2 separate regions of the Homo sapiens genome follow, and region 2 is linked to region 1. Evidence: read pairs that join two places in POLR2A ChIA-PET (ENCODE). Cell type or tissue: A673. All regions are shown on one strand. Links, peaks and the distances in the headings refer to the core of each region. The heading gives the core; the rest is flanking DNA. Region 1 overlaps ATXN7L1 (ataxin 7 like 1). Region 2 overlaps PUS7 (pseudouridine synthase 7).

Region 1 (11,296 bases), core at 3,071-5,570:
AGGCCTATTTTCCAAACTTACATTACCAGATTACCAGATGAAAGGCTATGGATGCTTTTTAGTTCCTGTTATTATCACCAGGTTGCTCTCCAGAAAAATGTAATCCCTTGAAAGTACCGCTGGCAAGGTGTACATGTGCTTGTCTCCCCACAGATTCTATTTCTGTAGTTTTTCCTTTTAGCTAGTCTAGGTGTCTTGTGAGGGCATCCCTGGGGGCTGATGGAAGTATTTCAGGGCCCTGGAAAGCCCCTGGGACTCCCCAGATCCTGCCCAATAGTGGTGATGCCAGAAATTTGCACCTTAGTATAAATGACAAATAGAAGAGGAGGAGGAAGGGGGAATGCCACCACAGGGGAAAAGTTAAAAAGGATCCTAAGTTACATGACTTCACAGCAGCTCTGGAATGGGAAATGCCCTTGTAAGAATCATCCCAGTTGCATTTCTAAAGCGTGGAGGGAAAGGAACATCCCAGGCAGGGTGGCATGGTAGAAAGGGCATTGGCTCTGGGGCCAGGCAAGCCTGGGCTTTCCTGCCAGCTGCTGAGGTCTGCGTGACCTTGGTCTTGTTTCACAATCTTGCTAAGCTTTAATTTCCCCCATCTGATATCTAAGAAGAAAAAAAAATAATAGTAATTTCCCCATCTATAACAAGGCAACTAACGGTATCATACCACATGGTAGGGTTATTGGGTAGATGAGCTGGTGAGTGAAAAGCAGCTTACACAGTGCCTGATATATAGTAGGTACTCAAGAAAGCCTGCTTTCCCTCCTAACTGAATGAATGTGCATGGGGTGACCAGATGACGAAGAAACCATCCCAGAGCCTAGGGATTTGGGAACTGAGCTGGTGTTGGTGTGAACAGTGTAGACCACAGGCCCACACTCATATTTGTCAAAAGAACTTAGTGCCCAAGATAGGTCATGTTGCCCAGCAGTGGGTAGGAGGTGAAGAGGGGTAAAGAAGACCTAGCATAACCTTTGCTTAAGGAACGCCTCCTCGGCTCCTCAGCCCTGCCATCTTTTAAAGAGGTACTGCAGTCTGAGAAGGGAATGGGCACTCCAGAAAAGCTCACAAGCACTCCTGGCATGGAAACTGCTTGGCACAGCTCTGCCTGCATTCGCAGCCTGTCCTATCACCTGACTTTCCTGTGTCTTCATTTCCTCCTCTGCTGAGCAAGGCTGATTCAATATCCCCCCTTACACCATGGCAGTAAGTTTAGTATCTAACTACGATGGTGACAAATGAGACAACAGGCCCAGGTTCTAGCCCAAGCTCCTCCACTTAATAGTCTTATGACTTTGGGCAAGTTTCTCAAATGCAGTCTGTCTCCATTTCCACAGCTGGGGGGAATCGTTACCTCACCAAGCGGCTGTAAGTACAGCTGGCCTGGCTCCTGGCACGGCTCCCAGTGCCAAGGTGCCAGCCCTGCCTCTCTCTCCAACTCCAGTTTACTTTTGGAAGAAGGCCCCTTGGAAATCAGGGTGTTTATAGGCAGCATCCTGACTGCAGCTACAAAAGCAGATTGAACCCACTGATAAGATAGAAACCGGCTAATGACTTGCCAAGCACCTGCCCTCAAAAGTGGGGGCTGAAGGAGACTCCATGCTGTCAAGTGAGTAAGCCAGGTGCTGGCCTAAGCCCAAGTGTGCTTACACAACCATGGCAGGCCACAAGCGACTGTGGTGCTCAAAGTCTATTGGGAGGGGGTTAGTCCCTTAAAAGCCATATTGGAAAATTCTCAACAAGTTCTTTCTAAAAATGGTGCAGGGAGCCACCTTGAGTATTTGCAGCCGGCTCAGCCATTCATGAGGCATCTGTGCTAAGGTTTTAAATACAGGACACTGATGCTGCAAGTATGAAAATATCTCCATGAATAAGCGTATGGGGAAGGGAACACTGAATTTTTACTGAAATGGGATTGCCTGAGAACCTGATGGATTTTATCTTCAGAGAGTGAGGGGAGCAAACTGGAGACACCAGGGTTCCCCGCGCCTATCAGATTTTTGGGATGCTGACAGCTGGTGTCTGCAAGCTCCCTGCTTGGCTGATCTCCAGGACTGCCCCTGGAGTTGCACCTGGATGTTTAAGGAGGCTGTGGGGAAGCAGGTGGTCTTGAAACAGTCAGCTGCTGAGGCCTTGGCCTGGACTTCCTGTGGTGGAAATGCACAAAAGTAAAAGGATTTGGCTTTTCATTTCTTTGGTACTGGGGCCCCCCAACTCTTTGTGATTGAGGTCTTAGGCAATGGTATGAGCTGCTGACTGGTACCTGCCAGCTGCCTAACACCTAAAAAGTGTTTCTTCCTCTCCCTAGGGGAGTCAGGTGCCCTGCTGAAATGCCCACAGACAGTGGGAAAGGAGAGGTCCCGCTGGCTCTTTCAGATTCCTCCTATCTGTAGCAGAATCTTCCAGGATTCCAAGGTGGTAGAGCCCAGAGTTAAGACAGGGGCTCTGAAAACATCCCCAGATCTGATGTTTTCTAGCTCTGTGACCTTAAGCAACTCATTGTATCTCTGAGCCTCAGGAATTATACCTCAAGGAAATAATTCTAAATCACTTTTTAAATCAGTTTTTTAAAAGACAAATAGTAGGTCGACAGTACGAGAATAGCTAAATAATCTACAGCACATTAATGATTGAATATTACCTAACAGTTTAAAATGGCAAGTATGTGGGAATTTGATATGTATATGCAGAATAATGTTAGTTGACAAGGAATAGTCCAAAATATCCATTGATTACAGCTTTGTTAATCAAACTTACCTGTAGAAAAGAGAAACTAGTAGTGCCTCTCTTTTTTGGGGGGGGCAGGGGACGGAGTCTCACTCTGTCGCCGAGACTGGAGTGCAGTGGCATGATCTCGGCTCACTGCAGCCTCCGCTTCCAGGGTTCAAGTGATTCTCCTGCCTCAGCCTCCCGAGTACCTGGGATTACAAGCGCCTGCCATCACACCCAGCTAATTTCTGTATTTTTAGTAGAGACCGGGTTTTACCATGTTGGTCAGGCTAGTCTCGAACTCCTGACCTCGTGTTCCACCCACCTGGGCCTCCCAAAGTGCTGGAATTACAAGCGTGAGCCACCACGCCCGGCCGTGCCTCTCTTAAGGTATTGTAAGAATGAAATGCTATAAGGTAAATCAAAGTGTTTAGAAGAGTGCCTGGCACATAAGAAAAAAAAATTCTTTTTTTTTTTTTTTTTTTTTTTTTTGAGACAGGGTCTCACTCTGTCATTCAGGCTGGAGTGCAGTGGAACAATCTCAGCTCACTGCAGCCTTGACCTCCCAGGCTCAAGCAATCCTCCCACCTCAGCCTCCTAAGTAGCTGGGACTAAAGGCACACACCTGGCTGATTGTTTTTAATTTTTTGTAGAAGCAGGGTTTCACCATGTTACCCAGCTAGTTTTGAACTCCTGAGCTCCAGCAATCCACCCGCCTCAGCCTCCCAAAGTGCGGGAATTACAGGCATGAGCCACTGTACCCACCTGAAAAATCTTAAAACTATTATTACTATTGATCAAAGGACAGAACGGGTGAGAGCAGAGGTTGCTGGCTGAAGATCATTCACTGAGGTTGTTATTGATGTATTGAATACTTAATTCTGCACGGGTGTTCTGATAGTGATTTTCTGTTTTTCCTAAAGTAGGTGAGTGGTGCTTATATTCAATATTAGCACAGTAGATTGGTTTGGTCTTTCTGTTACACGGTCTGGAAAGAAATGTGTAGCAAGAGCTATAAAGCTGCAGCCTTTCACTTTGGGAATTATACCTCAAGGAAATAATTCTGAATCACTTTTTAAATAAATTTTTTTTTTTTTTTTGAGACGGAGTCTCACTCTGTTGTCAGGCTGGAGTGCAGTGGTGTAATCCAGGCTCACTGCAACCTCCGCCTCCCGGGTTCAAGTGATTCTCCTGCCGCAGCCTCCTGAGTAGCTGAGATTACAGGCACCCGCCACCACACCCGGCTAATTTTTTTTTTTTTTTTTTTTTTTTTTTTTGAGACGTAGTCTCGCTGTCGCCCAGGCTGGAATGCAGTGGCGCCATCTTGGCTCACTGCAAGCTCTGCCTCCCGGGTTCACGCCATTCTCCTGCCTCAGCCTCCCGAGTAGCTGGGACTAACAGGCGCCCGCCACCTCGCCGGGCTAATTTTTTGTATTTTTAGTAGAGACAGGGTTTCACCGTGTTAGCCAGGATGGTCTCGATCTCCTGACCTCGTGATCCATCCGCCTCGGCCTCCCAAAGTGCTGGGATTACAGGCGTGAGCCACCGCGCCCGGCTACACCCGGCTAATTTTTGTATTTTTAGTAGAGATGGGGTTTCACCATGTTGGCTAGGGTGGTCTCAATCTCTTGACCTTGTGATCCACCCACCTTGGCCTCCCAAAGTGCTGGGATTACAGATGTCAGCCACCACGCCCGGCCAAATCAGTTTTTTTTTTTTTAAAGATAAATAGTAGGTAGACAGCAAGAGAGTAGCTAAATAATCTGCGCCATGTTAATGATTGAATATTACCTAACAGTTTAAAATAGCAAGTTTGTGGGAATTTGATACGTATATGTAGAATGTTAGCTGACAAAGAATAGTCCAAAATATCCATTGATTGCAGTTTTCTTAATAAAGCTATATGCATTAACGAAGACTAAGAAAATTTAGAGGAAAGTGCTCTTTTTCTCTAAAATTGCTTAAGTATTAAATATTTTAACAATGAGGGATATCATGTACTACAAATTCTTTCTGGGCAGGGCAAATGGAATTAGAATAACTATAGGGATCTACCTTAGGCAGTCCCTTAATCAAAACATAGAAAGACATGATTGAGCCTCAAGTGGGTGAAGGCTTGTATCTGAATGATTGTAATGTACAGCAGGAGAGCTTCACTCAGAGAAACCTCACCTGCACAGCAGCGTCTTTTTGCAAAAGATAAGACCCTGCCTTCTTCTATCACTAACCTAACCCGCCTCCTCACCAACGCAAAACTGTGTAAGTCCACTACAGGCAGGTCTTCATAGACTAGAGAAACAAAGATTGAATAGGTCTTTTTGTAAAATCCACTCACTCTGCCCTACCTGGGACATCAGTTCTACCCATTTTCAAAAGCCTAGCTACAGCTCACCTCCAGAGTGAATCCCTGACCACTGACTCTATTGGTCCCTCCACTTTAATTTTTTTTTTTTTTTTTTTTTGAGATGGAGTTTAGCTCTTGTTGCCCAGGCTGGAGTGCAATGGTTCGATCTCGGCTCACTACAACCTCCACTTCCTGGGTTTAAGCGGTTCTCCTGCCTCAGCCTCCCGAGTAGCTGGGATTACAGGCATGCGCCACCACGCCCAGCTAATTTTGTATTTTTAGTAGAGACAGGGTTTCCCCATGTTGGTCTGGCTGGTCTCAAACTCCCAGCCTAAGATCCACCCGCCTTGGCCTCCCAAAGTGCTGGGATTGCAGTCGTGAGCCACCGTGCTGGGCCTTTAAATTCTTATATGACCTTTCTCACCTGCACTGGTAGGGGACAAGCTTGTTCCCATAGCTCAAGGGTTGTGAGAGCCCTTCTGATTTAATTCAGTTTCACAAGTAGGACATACTGCTTTCGCCTATTTATTACAATACAAAATCACACATCAAACAACCAAAAAAAACTTATATTAAGGGCAAAGGGCTGTCTTCAGGTTTTAATTAATATTCCCTCACTGCAACTTGTTCTTTCAATTGACAATTTAAGGCAAGTTTCTGAATCTAAAATATGAAACCAGGCATGGTGGCTCACACCTGTAATCCCAGCAGGCGGATCACTTGAGGTCGGGAGTTTGAAACCAGCCTGGCTAACAAGGCGAAACCCTGTCTCTACTAAAAATACAAAAATAAGTCAGGCATGGTGGTGCGTACCTGTAATCGCAGCTACTCAGGAGGCTGAGGCAGGAGAATTGCTTGAACCTGGAGACAGAGGTTGCAGTGAGCCAAGATCACGCCGCTGGACTCTAGCCTGGACAACAGAGCGAGACTGTCTCAAAAAATAAAATATGAAACCAAGAAAAAAGCTTATCCACTGATACAGTTGTTTTGTGGGCCAGATGTGGTAGCTCACCTGTAATCCCAACATTTTGCGAGGCCAAGGCAAGAGGATCTCTTGAGCCCAGGAGTTCAAGACCAGCCTGGGAACATAGAGAGACTTTGTCTCTGCAAAAAAAAAATATATATATATGTTTTCAGAGAGAGTCTTGCTCTGTTGCCCAGGCTGGAGTGCTCTGGTACAATCACAACTTGCTGTAGCCTCTACCTCCCAGGCTCAAGCGATCCACCCACCTTGGCCAGCCAAAGTGCCAGGATTATAGGCATGAGCCACCATGCCTGGCCTTACCAAAAAAAAGTTTTAATTAGTAAGTAACCGGGGCCAGGCGCAGTGGCTCATGCCTACAATCCCAGCACTTTGGGAGGCTGAGACGGGCAAATCACTTGAGGCCAGGAGTTCAACACTAGCCTGGCCAACATGATGAAACCCTATCTCTACTAAAAATATAAAAATTATCCAGGCGTGATGGTGCATGCCTATAATCCCAGCTACTTGGGAGACTGAGATCTTGAGAATCTTCAGCCTTGATTCTCCCAGGCTCAAGAGAAACTCTTGAGGGAGGTTGCAGTGAGATGAGATCCTGCCACTGCACTCCAGCCTGGACCACAGAGCAAGACTCTGTCTCAAAAGATCATATTAATTAGCCGGGTATGGTGGCACATGCCTGTAGTCCCAGCTACTCAGAAGGCTGAGTTGGGAGGATCGCTTGAACCTGGAAGGCAGAGGTTGCAGTAAGCCATGATCGTGCCACAGCAATCTAGCCTGGGTGACAGAGTTTTTTTTCTGTCTCAAAAAAAAGGTTTTTTCTGTAAATTTAGCAGCAGAATGTGTCAGCCAGAACCACTAACGAGAATTCTTTTAGAAGGTGATTGTAGAATCACTGGCCTGGCACATTTATTTTGTCCTTCATGGCACACTTCCTTGTGATTTATCTTTGTTTACTTGCATAATTTTTAACCCTTAGTTTAGCAAAATAAACGTATCTTCATTATTCAGGTTTATCTCCCCACCTAAACCAAGAAATATTTCTGTACATCCCACACCCACCCACCACCAGCTTTGAGTAAGTAATAGCAAAGGAGTGAATGAAGACTGCAGAAAAATCTAAAGCAGTAATGGTAAAAATTGAAATCTTGTTTTCATATTGGAAGCCTCTGCCGAAAAAGAAATTGCTAAACAAGACATTTCTGAGAGGCAGAAAGTCGATAGACTTGAAGTTAGGAGACTTGGTTCTAGTCTCAGGATTGTCGCTAACTAGCTTTAACCTGAAGGCTGGCAACTGATAACCTCATCTATCAGAAAGATCATACTAGTTGACTTTTTTTTTTTTTTTTTTTTTTTTGAGACGGAGTCTCGCTCTGTCGCCCAGGCTGGAGTGCAGTGGCGGGATCTCGGCTCACCGCAAGCTCCGCCTCCCGGGTTCACGCCATTCTCCCGCCTCAGCCTCCCAAGTAGCTGGGACTACAGGCGCCCGCCACTACGCCCGGCTAATTTTTTGTATTTTTAGTAGAGACGGGGTTTCACCATTTTAGCCGGGATGGTCTCGATCTCCTGACCTCGTGATCCGCCCGCCTCGGCCTCCCAAAGTGCTGGGATTACAGGCGTGAGCCACCGCGCCCGGCCACTAGTTGACTTTTAAGATACAGTTCTAACCTTTAGTGATTCTAAGTTCTGCATTTTCTAATTTCCTGGCTTCGAATTTTATTCACCTAGTTTCCTGCCTTCCTGAGAGGCAGGTAGGCCCATGTACTCAGCACAGAGGCACCCTGATCCTTGAGTAGCCCTGACCCTGGCAATCACCTCACCTCTCTGGGTCTCCTTTGGCCAGTCAGCCATGAGGAGGGTGGAGACCCCTGGCTGCTTCCTGCCTGTGTCACAGGGGTTGTAAAAGCCAGTACAATTTTACAAAGGACGAATTCCCCCAAGGAAGATCTTGCCTGAGTAAAATTGTTCAATATTTTGGCTGTTATTACTGCTCTGACATCCAGGAATCATGAGAGATGAGAAGGGAAGGAACAGGTGTAAGTATCCCTTGTATTTATGGTGATTGAGTGGAAGGAGGCTTCGAAGCCATCTAGGGACCCACTTCATTCACAGATAAAGACACAGGAACCAAGGAAGTTTAAGTGGTAAACTGAAGGCCACGAGCCTAATACTGTGTATATGCGGTTGGAGTGGGAGCCCAGGTCTCCTGGCTCCCAGCCCTCAAAACAGAGGCCCCAGAACTAGCTCTTTGTTTTCAAAAGCTTCAACAGGATGGCTTCTGAGAACTAAGCTGTATGCAAAGGTCTACTCTGATTCAATGAGGAAAAAGCACCCTGTAAACTTATTCTTTGTAGGCAGCATATGAGCACTGGTCAAGCAAAGAAACCCAGCAATTGGATGATCCTCAAAAATCTGCTTCCTCCTAATTCCCATTGCATCAGAAGACTAAATTCAGTCTGCTTTGAGACAGCCTGGCAACCCATTGGTACAAGGGAGTACAGAGAAAAACCCCAGACTCCTGTCGCAGCTGGCCACAGGTGGGAGGCTTGCATCTCCCAGGTCAGGGTGCCTGCAAAAGCAACCAGGAAAGGTGCCCTAATGAGAGAAGCCTAGGCTCAGCTTTGGGCTGGAGAGAGAATGATCTGTCATCTTTGCCTGTCACATTTTGCATTATCAAATTCAGCCAGATTTTCAGATCTCTAGTTCAGGAGAACTGTTATAATTTCATTTATTTATTCAACACATGTTAATTAAGCACTAATTATGTGTGAGACATAAGAGAGCCAGAGAGGACTTAGGGTTTCAGGAAGCTTTGTCTTTTTTAGGGTTTGGGATTCCTTCCTGTAATCATGTACAAAGTTTTTGGGCAGGTGTAAAAGTGTGTTTTGCTGGGTTCTTAAATTTTTATCAGATCTGTTATTCTAAAACAATTTAAGAACCCCATAGCGGGTGCACACTAGAACTTTACTTCATGCATCTGCTCTCCTGGTCAGTATCCTCATCCTGCCCATTCAGTCGAAAGCACAGTGGCTAACAGAATGTGAACAAGTGAGGCATCTCTGCCCAGAGCTCTGGTATTCTCTGTAGAACCTCAGGAAGTTGTGCTCGCCGGCCCAAGTCCATGCCCCACATTGCAGATTCTGCCTCAAGCGTTGACATCCTCCTGCATGTGGCCCTCAATCTCTGTGGACCCTGAGGAGGCCATAGCAGGGGTGTGCTGACACTGTCCTCTCAGTCCCAGGACAGCTGCTGGGCCACTTCCTCGCTTGCAAAGTCCTTTCGATTCAAGCCTGCTGGTCCGTCTTACTTTAGTGCTCCTGCAGATTGTCAGGTTCAAGAGTTTCCTGTTTGTTAAGAGTCCTGCCCTGTCCACTGCCCTGATGGACCTGTGGCCTCTGTGTAGCTGTCTAGGAATTGCTTTGGCTATGTGTGGTTGTCCCACTGTTCAGATGACACCTGGTGTCCCTCTGCTACTCCTGTGGAAGTGGTTTTGCAGAAAGATGGCCTGGTAAATGCCTCCCATGAGAACCCTGATGTTAGTTGAGCATGCCATTTGATACAGAAACCCAGAACATAATTATTGCTAGCTGGTGGAATAGGAGCATATGTCAAGACAAATCGTCTCATCAGAACCTAGGCTTCAGGAATGCCAGTGCTGTAGGGAAAGCGCTTCTCTCCGCCTGTTGTGTGTTTGAGTGTATGTGAGTGTGTGGGAGCCTCACCTGCTACAGATGCTGTGCTGAGTTCTCTACTTTCTGCCCCTGTAGAGAGAAGACACGGTTCAATGTGTAGACCTTCTCCCTCTCCAGTGTCTCCAGCCTCCAATCCCAGGACATCACTAGTACAGGTGAAAACAAAAGCCTGTCTCAGCGGCCATCACTCTGCCAGCAGCACCTCAAAGCCATTCAAAACGCCCAAAGACAATCTACTTACCTCCAGCAGCAAACAGCACACAGTCTTTCCTGCGAAAGGATCAAGGGATAAACCATGGTGAGTCAGCTGGCTGGCAGCCAGCTGCTGTCTGTCCCCCCTGCTGTTCCTGTCACCATGGGGAAATAGTATTTACTCTCTGGCTTTGTTCCTAGGTGTCACATGCAGGAATTTGGGGGACTGAGGAATGAAAGGACAGAAACCCAAAATGATGGAAAGATAAACCTAAATATTAGAGGGCATGTGGGACCTTAAGAGTACCATATGGGCCACGCTCACACCTGTAATCCCAGCACTTTGGGAGGCTGAGGTGGGTAGATCACCTGAGGTCAGGAGTTTGAAACCAGCCTGGGCAACACAGTGAAACCCTGTCTCTACTAAAAATACAAAAATTAGTCAGGTGTGGTGGCACACACCTGTAATCCCAGCTACTCAGGAGGCTGAAGCAGAATTGCTTGAACCCGGGAGGCGGAGTTGTGGTGAGCCGAGATCACGCCACTGCACTCCAGCCTGGGTGACAGTGAAACTCTGTCTCAAATATATATATATACACACACATACATAATATATATATGTATATTATACATATATATATTATACATATGTATATATATATTATACATATATTATACATATATGTATACATATATTATACATATACACACATACATATATATATATATTTGAGACAGAGTAGATATATACATGTATATACCGTATGCCTGACGGGGGATTTTTTTAATTCTCTTGAGAGTTGAGCCAAGTTGTGTCTAAGAAAAGGGTAACAGGGAAATATTTCTCAGTTCTGCTGCCACCTCTCAATTTTCCACCCCAGTGAAGAGAAGCTCTGGTGTAAAATCAAAAGCACTGACAGTGTGCCTGGTGTGGAGCAAGACCACGGCCCTACCCGCAACACTGGGTCCCAGGTCCTGTGGAATAGTGGAATAGCCACCAGCAGAGGCAACTAATTGGGAGCTGACCATGGGAGAAAGAGAAGAAAGCCAAGTAGAAGGTCACCCCTTTGGGGGAGTGGGCTGTGAAAATTCAGAGGCTTTTGGCCAGGCGTGGTGGCTCATGCCTGTAATCCCAGCACTTTGGGAGGCTGAGGTGGGCAGATCACTTGAGGTCAGGAGTTCAAGACCGGCCTGACCAACGTGGCGAAACCCCATCTCTACTAAAAATATAAAAATTAGCTGGGCATAGTGTTACACACCTGTAATCCCAGCTACTGGGGAGGCTGAGGCAAGCAGGAGAGTTGCTTCAACCCGGGAGGCAGAGGTTGCAGCGAGCCGAGATTGTGCCACTGCGCTCCAGCCTGGATGACGAAG
Region 2 (11,296 bases), core at 3,966-6,465, 220 kb after region 1:
AGAAATGGGGTTTCACCATGTTACCCACGCTGGTCTTGAACTCCTGGGCTTAGTCATCCCACCTCGGCCGCCCAAAGTGTTGGGATTAGAGGCATGAGCCACCATGCCTGGCCCCAGTTGTGCATTTTTAAATAACTAATAGAATATAATTGGATTGAGCCTATTATATTCAGGCACAGTGGCTCACGTTATAATCCCAGCAGTTGGGGAGACTGTGGCGGGTGGATCACCTGAGGTCAGGAGTTTGAGACCTCCCTGGCCAACATAGTGAAACCCCATCTCTACTAAAAATACAAAAATTAGCCAGGCATGGTGGCAGACACCTATAGTCCCAGCTACTTGTGAGACTGAGGCAGGAGAATTGATTGAACCCAGGAGGCAGAGGTTGCAGTGAGCCAAGATCACACCACTGCACTCCAGCCTAGGTGACAGAGTTGAGACTCCATCTCAAAAAAAAAAAAAAATTATATATATAAGCAAAACTTAGGTATAAAATCTGGCCCTGCTATATTATTCAAGATTCCTAACTATAATTATTTACAGTAAACTTACTTGTTTTTCTTGCTAAATAAATGATGATGAGTGGCTTAGTACCTTTTATGAAAGTTCACATTCACACTTATCTTTATTCATATGTTTTGAAGGGAAGTCGTTGCATATGATGATCCCAAAATTCCACTTTTCAACACAGATGTGGACAACCTAGAAGGGAAGACACCACCAGTTTTTGCTTCTGGTAAGTTTACTCAGTCATCAGCTCTGTGTTGACTTTGAAATGTTTTGTTAAACAAAAACATAATTTTTTTTTGAAAACTGCTCTTACAAGCACTACCACCACCCATGATTTCATTGTTGTGTTTTATGACCTTACTTTCACAATTATGGCTGAAAGTTAGTGATTAAAACCAGTAAATCCTCCTGAAAATAAGTGCATGTTATAGATGGTTGTGATATTAGGTGATGGAGTATTTCTCCCCATCCCCCACAGAGACTTACCAAAGGTGAGTGAAAATTCAGGAAGAGTCTAAAAAATTAAATTGGTTGGGCAGGTGCGGTGGCTCACGCTTGTAATCCCAGCACTTTGGGAGGCCGAGGCGGGCGGATCACGAGGTCAGGAGATCGAGACCACGGTGAAACCCCGTCTCTACTAAAAATACAAAAAATTAGCCGGGTGTGGTGGCGGGTTCCTGTAGTCCCAGCTACTTGGAGAGGCTGAGGCAGGAGAATGGTGTGAACACAGAAGGCGGAGCTTGTAGTGAGCCAAGATCACGCCACTGCACTCCAGCCTGGGTGACAAAACGAGACTCCATCTCAAAAAAAAAAAAAAAAAAATTGGTGGCTGGGCGTGGTGGCTCACACCTGTAATCCCAGCAGTTTGGGAGACCGAGACAAGTGGATCACTTGAGGTCAGGAGTTCCAGACCAGCCTGGCCAACATGACAAAACCCCGTCTCTACTGAAAATACAAAAAAAAAAATTAGGCGGGCGTGGTGGTGGGCACCTGTAATCCCAGCTACTCAGGAGGCTGAGGCAGGAGAATCGCTTCAACCCGGGAGGTGGAGGCTGCAGTGAGCTGAGATTACACCACTGCACTCCAGTCTGGGCAACATAACAAGACTCTGTCTCAAAAAAAAATTAATTAATTAATTAAATTGGCATTCTCATCATCAAATTCTTGTTCTGTTTTTTCCCAGGCCGTAATTTATTATTATTTCTTTAACTTTACATGCGTTTCTCTTTTGTGTTCTTCTGTCATCTGCCTTTTTGTGAAAGTTCCTGGGCAGAATTTCTGTAACCATTCAGCAGGTTCACACTCACAGATCTCTTACTTCCATGGTCTCATTCTCCAAGGCCCCCTAGGAAGTGGAGTCTAAGGAAAGCAGCACAGTTCTTTGTATTTGCTTAGAGATTATGTGACTCTCGCTGGTCTGTCTGCAGCTGCCTTCATTTTCTGACTGTTTTCTTTCTTGCCTTGCAGAAGGCAAATACAGGGCTCTGAAAATGGATTTTTCTCTACCCCCTTCTACTTACGCCACCATGGCCATTCGAGAAGTGCTAAAAATGGATACCAGTATCAAGAACCAGACGCAGCTGAATACAACCTGGCTTCGCTGAGCAGTACCTTGTCCACAGATTAGAAAACGTACACAAGTGTTTGCTTCCTGGCTCCCTGTGCATTTTTGTCTTAGTTCAGACTCATATATGGATTTCAAATCTTTGTAATAAAAATTATTTGTATTTTTAAGTTTTTATTAGCTTAAAGAAATAATTTGCAATATTTGTACATGTACACAAATCCTGAGGTTCTTAATTTTAGCTCAGAATATAAATTAGTCAAAATACACTTCAGGTGCTTAAATCAGAGTAAAATGTCAGCTTTACAATAATAAAAAAAGGACTTTGGTTTAAAGTAGCAGGTTTAGGTTTTGCTACATTCTCAAAAGACAGCAGGAGTATTTGACACATCTGTGATGGAGTATACAACAATGCATTTTAAGAGCAAATGCAACAAAACAAATCTGGACTATGGATAAATAATTTGAGAGCTGCCACCCACAAATATAAATACAGTACTCATGCTGACTGAAATAATAAGACATCTACAAATTTATAAACAAAAAGTGATTGTCATTATCCTGCTTATGTACTAGATTCAGGCAAGCATTATAGACTTTTTGGTTGCGGTGGCTTTTGCATTTATATTATCAATGCCTTGCAGGAACGTTGCATTGATAGGCCCATTTTATTTTTTTATTTTTTTTTTCGAGACAGGATCTCACTCTGTAGCACAGGCTGGATTGCAGTGCAATCCTGCAATTCTCAATCTTGCACTGCAGCCTCGACCTCCCAGGCTCCAGTGACTCTCCCACCTCAGCCTCCTAAGTAGCTGGGAGTACAGGCGCGCACCACCACGCCTAGCTGATTTTTGTATTTTTTTGTAGAGACGGGGGTTTGGCCATGTTGCCGAGGCTAACTCCTGGGATTACAGGCATGAGCTGTGCTGGCCGGGTTTTTTTTTCTTGATGTAAACGTGTACAGCTGTTTTATTAGTTAAGGTCTAATTTTTACTCTAGGTGCCTTTTATGTTCAGAACTCTTTCCACTGGACTGGTATTTGCTCAAAAATAAATAATGGTAGAGAAGAAAACTATAAAAATGGACAAGGCTTTCTTCTATCAGTAGCGTTTACCCTTTGTCACCAGTGGCTTTGGTATTTCCATGTCTGGCATTGCATAAACTTCTCTGGTGTGAAAGGATAAATATGCCTTTCTAAAGTTGTATATCAAAATTGTATCAATTTTTATTTTCTATGATTTCTAGAAACAAATGTAATAAATATTTTTAAAATCTCCTTTCTACTGGTTATGTAAATAAATCAAATAAATATATCAAAATGAGTGCAGATAAGAATCTTGACCTTGACTAAAGGTAAGGAACTAAATGAATGTGGGATCCTCATCAGAAATGGTGGTGACACCAAAATGTGTTGTGATCAGCTGTGAAGTATGAGGATAATCTGAGTCAAATGCTACGAATAATTGACTGTGTTGGACTGGACTCCAGGTTATTGGAATCACTCACTCACCTTCCAATGTGCTTTATGGAGTAGAAAAGAAAGGAATGGAAAAGAGCTACCGTACCAGGAGCATTGCACCATGGGAATGTGAATGACATTTGTCTCGTATCTGGTAGTAGAAATGAGATTCGGAACTGTTTTTCAACCCTTTTGTTTTAATGACATCCATCACCACCACACTGCTGAGGCTTAAAAAAGATTGGAAATAGCATGGTAAATTTTATATATATATATATATATATATATATATATTTTTTTTTTTTTTTTTTTTTTTTTTTTTTTTGAGACATTGTTGTTCTGTCACCCAGGCTGGAGTGCAGTGGCGTGATCCTGGCTCTCTGCAACCTCCCACTACCAGGTTCAAGTGACTCTTGTGCCTCAGCCTCGTAAGTAGCTGGGATTACAGGCACCGCTGCCAGGCCTGGCTAATTTTGTATTTTTAGTAGATGCGGAGTTTCGCCATGTTAGCTAGGCTGGTCTCAAACTCCTGGCCTAAAGTGATCTGCCCACTGCTACCTCCCAAAGTGCTGGTATTACAGACGTGAGCCACCATGCCCAGCCCAGTAAATTATCCTTTTTGCTAGCTAGTTTTGAAAGAATATTTTGTCCTAGGTCAGGCACGGTGGCTCACACCTGTACACTTTGGGAGACCAAGGTGGGAGGATTGCCTGAGCCCAGGAGCTTGAGATCAGCCTGGGTAACATAGTGAGACCCTGTCTCAAATATATATATATATATATATATATATATATTTTGTCTTACAAAAGCTAAACATGTATTAAATGTATAGTAGTCCTGTCTGTACCTTCCAGTAATAGCTGGAGTTCTCCTTCATCTGACAGAAAATTATTTATGAAGGGATCTAAGTCTTTCTGTTGCAATTGCATTCAGCAGTTCTGCATTTACAGGTTGAGTATCCCTTACACAAAATGCCTGGGACTAGAAGTGTCTTGGATTTTCATTTTTTTTTTTAGATTTGTACTTCAACTTACTGGTTGGAATCCAAAAATCCAAAATGCTCCAATGAGCAAGTTTTGGATTTTGGATTTTCAGATTTGGGATGCTCAACCAGTATAAATTTGCATTCCAAAACAAAAGTGAAGCTAAACTTGTGTTTTCTTCATCTGGGAAATACTTACGGCTCTATTGTTAACTTTCTTGGCTGTGTTAGCTAGTACCAGTTTGTACATGTCTCTTCATAAACACCAGTGGATAAATAATGATTCAAGGCGGATTCTTCAAGCTGTTTTGAGACTCAGGGGGCACACCACCTAACTCTAGGGACTTACTCAACCTGAAATAAATCATTGCCTTAGCATAGAATTCAGAACATTTTTTGTTGTTTGGAAAGGGAGGAAGTTTCTCTTAGACAAATTTATAAAGCCTGAAAGCAACCTCATCCTCAACATAAAAGTATCATTGCTTCCTAAATTTTTGCCTAAAAGAAATAATAAAGGATCATTCTTTTTATTATAATGTAAAACCAACACTATTCCATAACAGGAAAGGAAGCTAAATAATCAAAATTGTTCTTTCCAATGTTTTTATTCATGGTTTCATGTTGTAGATAATAACTAGACTGCTATTATACTAATAAAAAAAATCCTGATTGCTTCCTGAATCTTCATGGTTTCATGTTGTAGGTAATAACTAGACAGCCATTATACCAGTTTAAAAAATTTCTGGTTGATTCCTGAATCAACCAAAAAATTGGTAACAGCTGCAATACTACATCAGTACTTAAAACTTCACCAGTTGCTCCAGGCTGTATGAATTAACATCGACTGGTATTTGCACTGGAATGCATTTTGTGGTCAATTTGCACTTAAAAAAATAAGGATGCGTGTGTGTAATACAAAATAGAATACATATAAATGTTTTATAGCTACCAATGTGCACTGATGTGCATGTGCCTTTTTGAAACCAAAGCAGACCTGGAGTGTACCATGTAGTTTTTTATTTCAGATATATGAAGAAATGAAACCACACTGGAAGAATGACAAAGCTGAATATGGCCAGCTTCTCATCTTTGTAAATTCAAAAGCATTTGCTTGCTCAGCAAAGGATAACTTTAAGGCTTTCTTTGTTCAGTGAAATCTGCTTTTCCACTTTGTGTAGGGTAGAACTTAGTTTTGGATCATGAACACCTTGGAAAATCTGAGGGAGAAGTATAGACATTGCTTCCAGGAGAAGGAAAGCGGGAAAGTGTATCCATATGTGTGTGTGTTACAAATTCATGCAAACTTTTTATACAATTTTAGGGGCTTCAATGTATTCAATAAGACCCCCTACTCTAGGTAAGTGCTTTCCAACCTTTAATGTACTTAACAGTCACCTGGTGATCTTCTTAAACTGCAGGATGTATTTCAGGAAGTCCAGGTAGAATATGAAATACTGCATTTCTAACCAGTTCCCTACATGTGCTGCTGTTACACACGAAGCAGCCAGGCTCCAGACCTGTACTGGCCAACACAGCGGCCACTAGCCATGTGACTACTTAAACTTGACTTAAGCTTCTCAGTCACAGTTTCAACTGCTCCATAGCCAAATATATGGCTAGTGGCTCTGTGGTGTACAGCACTGACGCAGTTAATAAATCAATCACCTGAGATACAAAGGAGAGTCTACACTGATCAGATGTGATACTGTTGCAGGCTGGGCGCTGCAGCTCATGCCTGTAATCCCAGCACTTTGGGAGGCCGAGGCGGGCGGATCACTTGAGGTCAGGAGTTCAAGACCAGCCTGGCCAGCATGGTGAAACCCCGTCTCTACTAAAAATACAAAAATCAGCCAGGCATAGTGGCAAATGCCTGTAATCCCAGCTACTCGGGAGGCTGAGGCAGAACTGCTTGAACCCAGGAGGCAGAGGTTGCAGTGAGCCAAGATCACACCATTGAACTCCAGCCTAGGCAACAGAGGGAAACTCCATCTGAAAAAAAAAAAAAAAAAAAAAAGTAATACAGTTGCAAATGTTGCAGAATTTCTGCTCCTTAGTTCAGCTAAATCCAAGTTCTTATGTCATGACCAGGAAAAAGTTAGGCACAGACACATTGAAGGGTGAGCAGAACAGAATATATTGGGCAAAATGGGCAAAAGAAAAAAAACTCTCAGCAAAGCAAGAGGGGTTTCTGCTAACAGGCCCCACCTCACAGATTGATTCCAGGCCATACACAGGAACTGAAGAACCCAGGCTCCTTCCCCCTGCAAGCAGCATGAACTTCTTTGACTCCATCCTGTTCTCCCAGTGCTCAGGCCGGTCCAAGATTCTCCTGGGACCCTCCCCTGTATTTTCCTCTTGCATCTATCAACACCTGGTGATGCTGATGATTACAGGCAAACAATGAATATATGTGCAAAAGGGATTACATTGTAATTAGATCCAAGGCTCATATTGATGATCTAAGATTTCACACTTGAGATCGCTAAGAGCCTTCCTTAAACTCACTTCCATGCTTCTTATTTTTTGGCTTCCTCCAGGATCACTAATAATTCTTTTTTCCTTGTTTGTTTGTTTGAGACGGAGTCTCACTCTGTCACCCAGGCTGGAGTGCAGTGGCGGGATCTCAGCTCACTGCAACCCCTGCCTCCTGGGTTCAAACAATCCTCCCACCTCAGCCTCCCGAGTAGCTGGGACCACAAGCACGTGTCACCATACCTGACTAGTGTTTTTGTGTTTTTGGTAGAGAAGAAGTTTCGCCATGTTGGCCAGGTGGGTCTCGAACTCCAGGGCTCAAGTGATCCACGCGTCTCAGCCTCCCAAAGTGCTGGGATTACAGGCGTGGGTCACTGCTCCCCGCCTTTTCTTTCTTTGCTACCCTTGTCCAAAGGTTTCGTCAAACCATTCTTAAGGCACTGTGGCCTTGTTACTCCATACAGAAAATTTACCCTCCACCCTCTAAAAAAGTCATAATTGTTGTAATTAAAAACTCCTTGGCTGTAGCTTCTTATGAAAGCAGCAGCTGCAAAAAGCAGGAATGGCCAGAAAGCCCATATTATTGTGTTGTCCTTCGGGTATACTGTGTTGATTTTCTGTTACGGCTTATCCAGCTGTGCTAGACTCCTGGAAAGTACCCAGTATGTAAAAAGAGATGACAACAGGAAACCATGGTGGGAGAAGTTATTCAAAGCCCCTGTCTCCTAATGCATATTTACAGTCCCCTCAAAAGCCCTACATGGATCTTTAGAGCAGCTTTGTCCAATACAAATATAATGTGAGCCATGTATGTGATTGAAATTTTCTGGTAGCCTTATTAAGAAAATGAAAAGAAACAAGTAAAATTAATGACGTAGTTTCTATAAAGCAACATATCCAAAATATCGTTTCAACTTATAAGTAATATAAAAAATATTTTACATTCTCTTTTTTGTACTGTCTTAAAAAACCAGTGTGTATTTTACACTTAAAATATATATCAATTTGGACTAGCTGTATATTTCATGCTCAATAGCCACTTGTGGCCAATGGCTACCACATTGGACGTTGAGTCTTCAGAAAGATCACTTGTTCTTTGTTGCATGTCACCAGTATAATGGTAAATTTGAGTATTAAGGTTTGATTTTTTAAATTGGGAATATGTAGGTTGGAAGCACAGCTAGTTAAATATGATTTTGAAATGTTTACTGGATTGTTAAGTTTTATACTGATTGGGAGTAAATACTTTTGCTATGGGAGCACATAACAAACATGGTTGTTATTAGGTTCTAAAATATTATCAGAGTGTTTGAAATTTTCCAAGCAATTCAGATAACACCCTACAATTTTCTTTCACCTATAAATAATGAAAAGCTAATCCTCAGTGCAGCCTCTATTTAGATTTTATTTTATTTTTTATTTATTTATTTTTGAGACAGGTTCTCGCTCTGTTGCCCAGGCTGGAGTGCAGTGGTGTGATCTCGGCTCACTGCAACCTCCGCCTCCCGGGTTCAAGCAATTCTTGTGCCTCAGCCTCCCAAGTAGCTAGGATTACAGGCATGAGCCACTGTGCCCAGCCTTCTATTTAGATTTTAAATTCCATGTTCATGGAATATAAATTGAGGTTTGGGAGATGAGAATAAGGATAGAGTCAGAAGTAAAAAAAAATTTGTGAAAACAGCACATGAAGCTAAGAACTCAGGTTGTACAGGATGGCAAGGTGATTAGGCAGGGCTGAGGTTTTGTTTTGGCTTTTATTAATGATAGCTTTATTGAGGTATAATTTACATACCATACAATTCACTCATTTAAGTGTACAAAGGATTTTGGTATATTTGGAGTTGCGCAACCATTATCACAATCATTTTTACTTTTTTTTTTGAGACAGAGTCTCGCTCTGTTGCCCGGGCTGGAGTGGCGTGATCTCAGCTCACCACAACCTCTGCCTCCCAGGTTCAAGTGGCTCTCCTGCCTTAGCCTCCCAAGTAGCTGGGACTACAGGTGCGTGCCACCATGGCCAGCTAATTTTTGTATTTTTAGTAGAGACAGGGGTTTCACCATATTGGCCAGGCTGGTCTTGAACTCCTGACCTCGTGATCTGCCTGCCTCAATGTCCCAAAGCCCTGGGATTACAGGCGTGAGCCACTGTGCCCGGCCCATTTTTTTATAATCTCAAAAAGAAACTTCAAATGCATTAGCGTTGACTTCCTATTATCACCTCAGCCCCAGCCCCTGGCAACTGCTACTTTCAATCTCTGTTGATTGGTCTCTTCTAGTCATTTGATATAAATGAAATTATACAATATGCGGGACTGACTTTCACTTAGCATAATGTTTTCAAGGTTTATCCAGTTTGTGACGTAAAAGTACTTTATTCCTTATTTAGGCAAACAATACTCCATCTATGAATATACCACATTTTATTCATGTTCATCAATTGATAGACGTTTGGGTTGTTTCCACCTTCTGGCTTTTATGAATAATGCTGTTATAAACATTTTGGTATGAGTTTTTGTACAGTCATATGTCTCCATTTCTCTTGAGTATAAAGCTAGGAGTGGAATTTCTGTGTCATATAACTGTGTTTAATCTTTGAAGAACTCTCAGACTGTTTTCCTAAGTAGCTGCACCATGTTACATTCCCACTAGGAGTGTATGACAGTTCTATTTTCTCCACATCCTCGTCAACACTTGTTGTTATCTGTCTTTGTGATTGTAGCCATCCTTTTGGGTATAAAGAGGTTTCTCTGCTGGACGTGGTGGCTCACGCCTGTAATCCCAGCACTTTAGGAGGTCAAGTTGGGCAGATCACTTGAGGTCAGGAGTTTAAGACCAGCCTGGCCAACATGGTGAAACCCCATGTCTACTAAAAATACAAAAATTAGCCAGACATGGTGGCAGGCACCTGTAATCCCATCTACTTGGGAGGCTGAGACAGGAGAACTGCTGAACCTAGGAGGCAGAGGTTGCAGTGAGCCAAGATTGCGTCACTGCACTCCAGCCTGGGCGAGGGAGCAAGACTCCATCTCAAAAGCAAAAATAAAAATAAATTTAAACAAATGAAAATAAAGTGGTTTCTCACTACGGTTTTGATTTGCATTTCCCTGATGACTATGTGGAATATTTTTGTATGCTTATTGGCCATTTGTCTATTCTTTGGAGAAATGTCTATTGAGATCTTTTGCCCATTTGGGGGGTGTTATTTTTCTTTATGTTGTTGAGATCTAGAGTTCTTTGTATGTTCTAGGCACAAATCCTTTACCAGGTATACGATTGGCAAATATTTTCTCCCATTCCATGGGTTGTCTACTTTCTTTTTTTTTTTTTTTTCTTTTGAGACAAGATCTCATTGTTGCTCAGGCTGTCTGTAGTAACACGATCACGGATCACTGAGGCCTCAACCTCCCAGGCTTAAAAGTAGCTGGGACTACAGGCACACACCACTACAGGCTAATTTTTGTATTTTTGGTAGAGATGGGGTTTCACCATGTTGTCCAGGCTGGTCTTGAACTCCTGAGCTCAAGCCATCTGCCTGCCTCGGCCTCCTAGAGTGCTGGGATTACAGGCTTGAGCCACTGAGCCTGGCCTATCTTTACTTTCTTGAGGGTTGGGTTTTTGTTTTGTTTTGTTTTTTGAGACAAAGTCTTGCTCTGTCACCAGGCTGGAGTACAGTGGCGTGATTTTGGCTCACTGCAACCTCCCCCTCCCGGGTTCAAGCGATTCTCCTGCCTCAGCCTCCCGAGTAGCTGAGACCACAGGCACATGCCACCACGCCCACCTAATTTTTGTATTTTTAGTAGAGACGGGATTTCACCATGTTGGCCAGGATGGTCTCGATCTCTTGACCTCGTGATCTGCCTGCCTCGGCCTCCCAAAGTGCTGGGATTACAAGCGTGAGCCACTGCGCCCAGCTGAGGGTTGGGTTTTAAAGGCTGTAGGAGTTATTCTTTATTGAAATTTTGTTTCTAAACTAAGTTCCTATGGTGTCCATAATAACTAGATTGCTGCAGTGTCCACAGTAACCATCTGAAAATGGATTTTCATGACTGGGAGGGCTCAGGGTTAAGCGCAAGAATTCACAACCATAACTTTACAGGATGAAAATAGTCAGGCACTGCCAGGAGCGGTGGCTCACACTTGTAATCCCAGCACTTTGGGAGGCCTAGGCAGACGGATCACTTGAGATCAGGAGTTGAAGACCAGTCTGGCCAACATGGTGAAACCCTGTCTCTACTAAAAATACAAAAATTAGCCGGGCGTGGTGGTGGGCGCCTGTAATCCCAGCTACTTGCTGGGCTGAGGCACGAGA

The links. Peaks named below come from ENCODE experiments on the same cell type or tissue, not always from the same donor. Only the 100,000 strongest peaks of a DNase experiment are listed, where the experiment ranks them.
Region 2: POLR2A ChIA-PET joins it to region 1 with 18 read pairs; 1 of 35 experiments calls an interaction of 5 or more read pairs at or near these places.

The regions. Positions count from the first base shown.
Region 1 is chr7:105,663,798-105,675,093 of GRCh38, reverse strand. ATXN7L1 (ataxin 7 like 1) reads left to right here. Exons shown (of 12, transcript NM_020725.2): 4 at 9,806-10,028. Among named protein-coding and RNA genes, the nearest start is that of EFCAB10, 88 kb to the right of the region's middle. RefSeq lists a silencer at 9,955-10,148 and an enhancer at 9,898-10,192. In A673, for the core only: no CTCF peak of the experiment used is centred there; no DNase peak of the experiment used is centred there.
Region 2 is chr7:105,448,608-105,459,903 of GRCh38, reverse strand. PUS7 (pseudouridine synthase 7) reads left to right here. Exons shown (of 16, transcript NM_019042.5): 15 at 645-736; 16 at 1,978-3,401. The coding sequence ends at 2,114. Among named protein-coding and RNA genes, the nearest start is that of SRPK2, 65 kb to the right of the region's middle. In A673, for the core only: no CTCF peak of the experiment used is centred there; a DNase peak (open chromatin) is centred at 5,343; H3K4me3 peaks cover 484 bases; H3K27ac peaks cover 1,753 bases.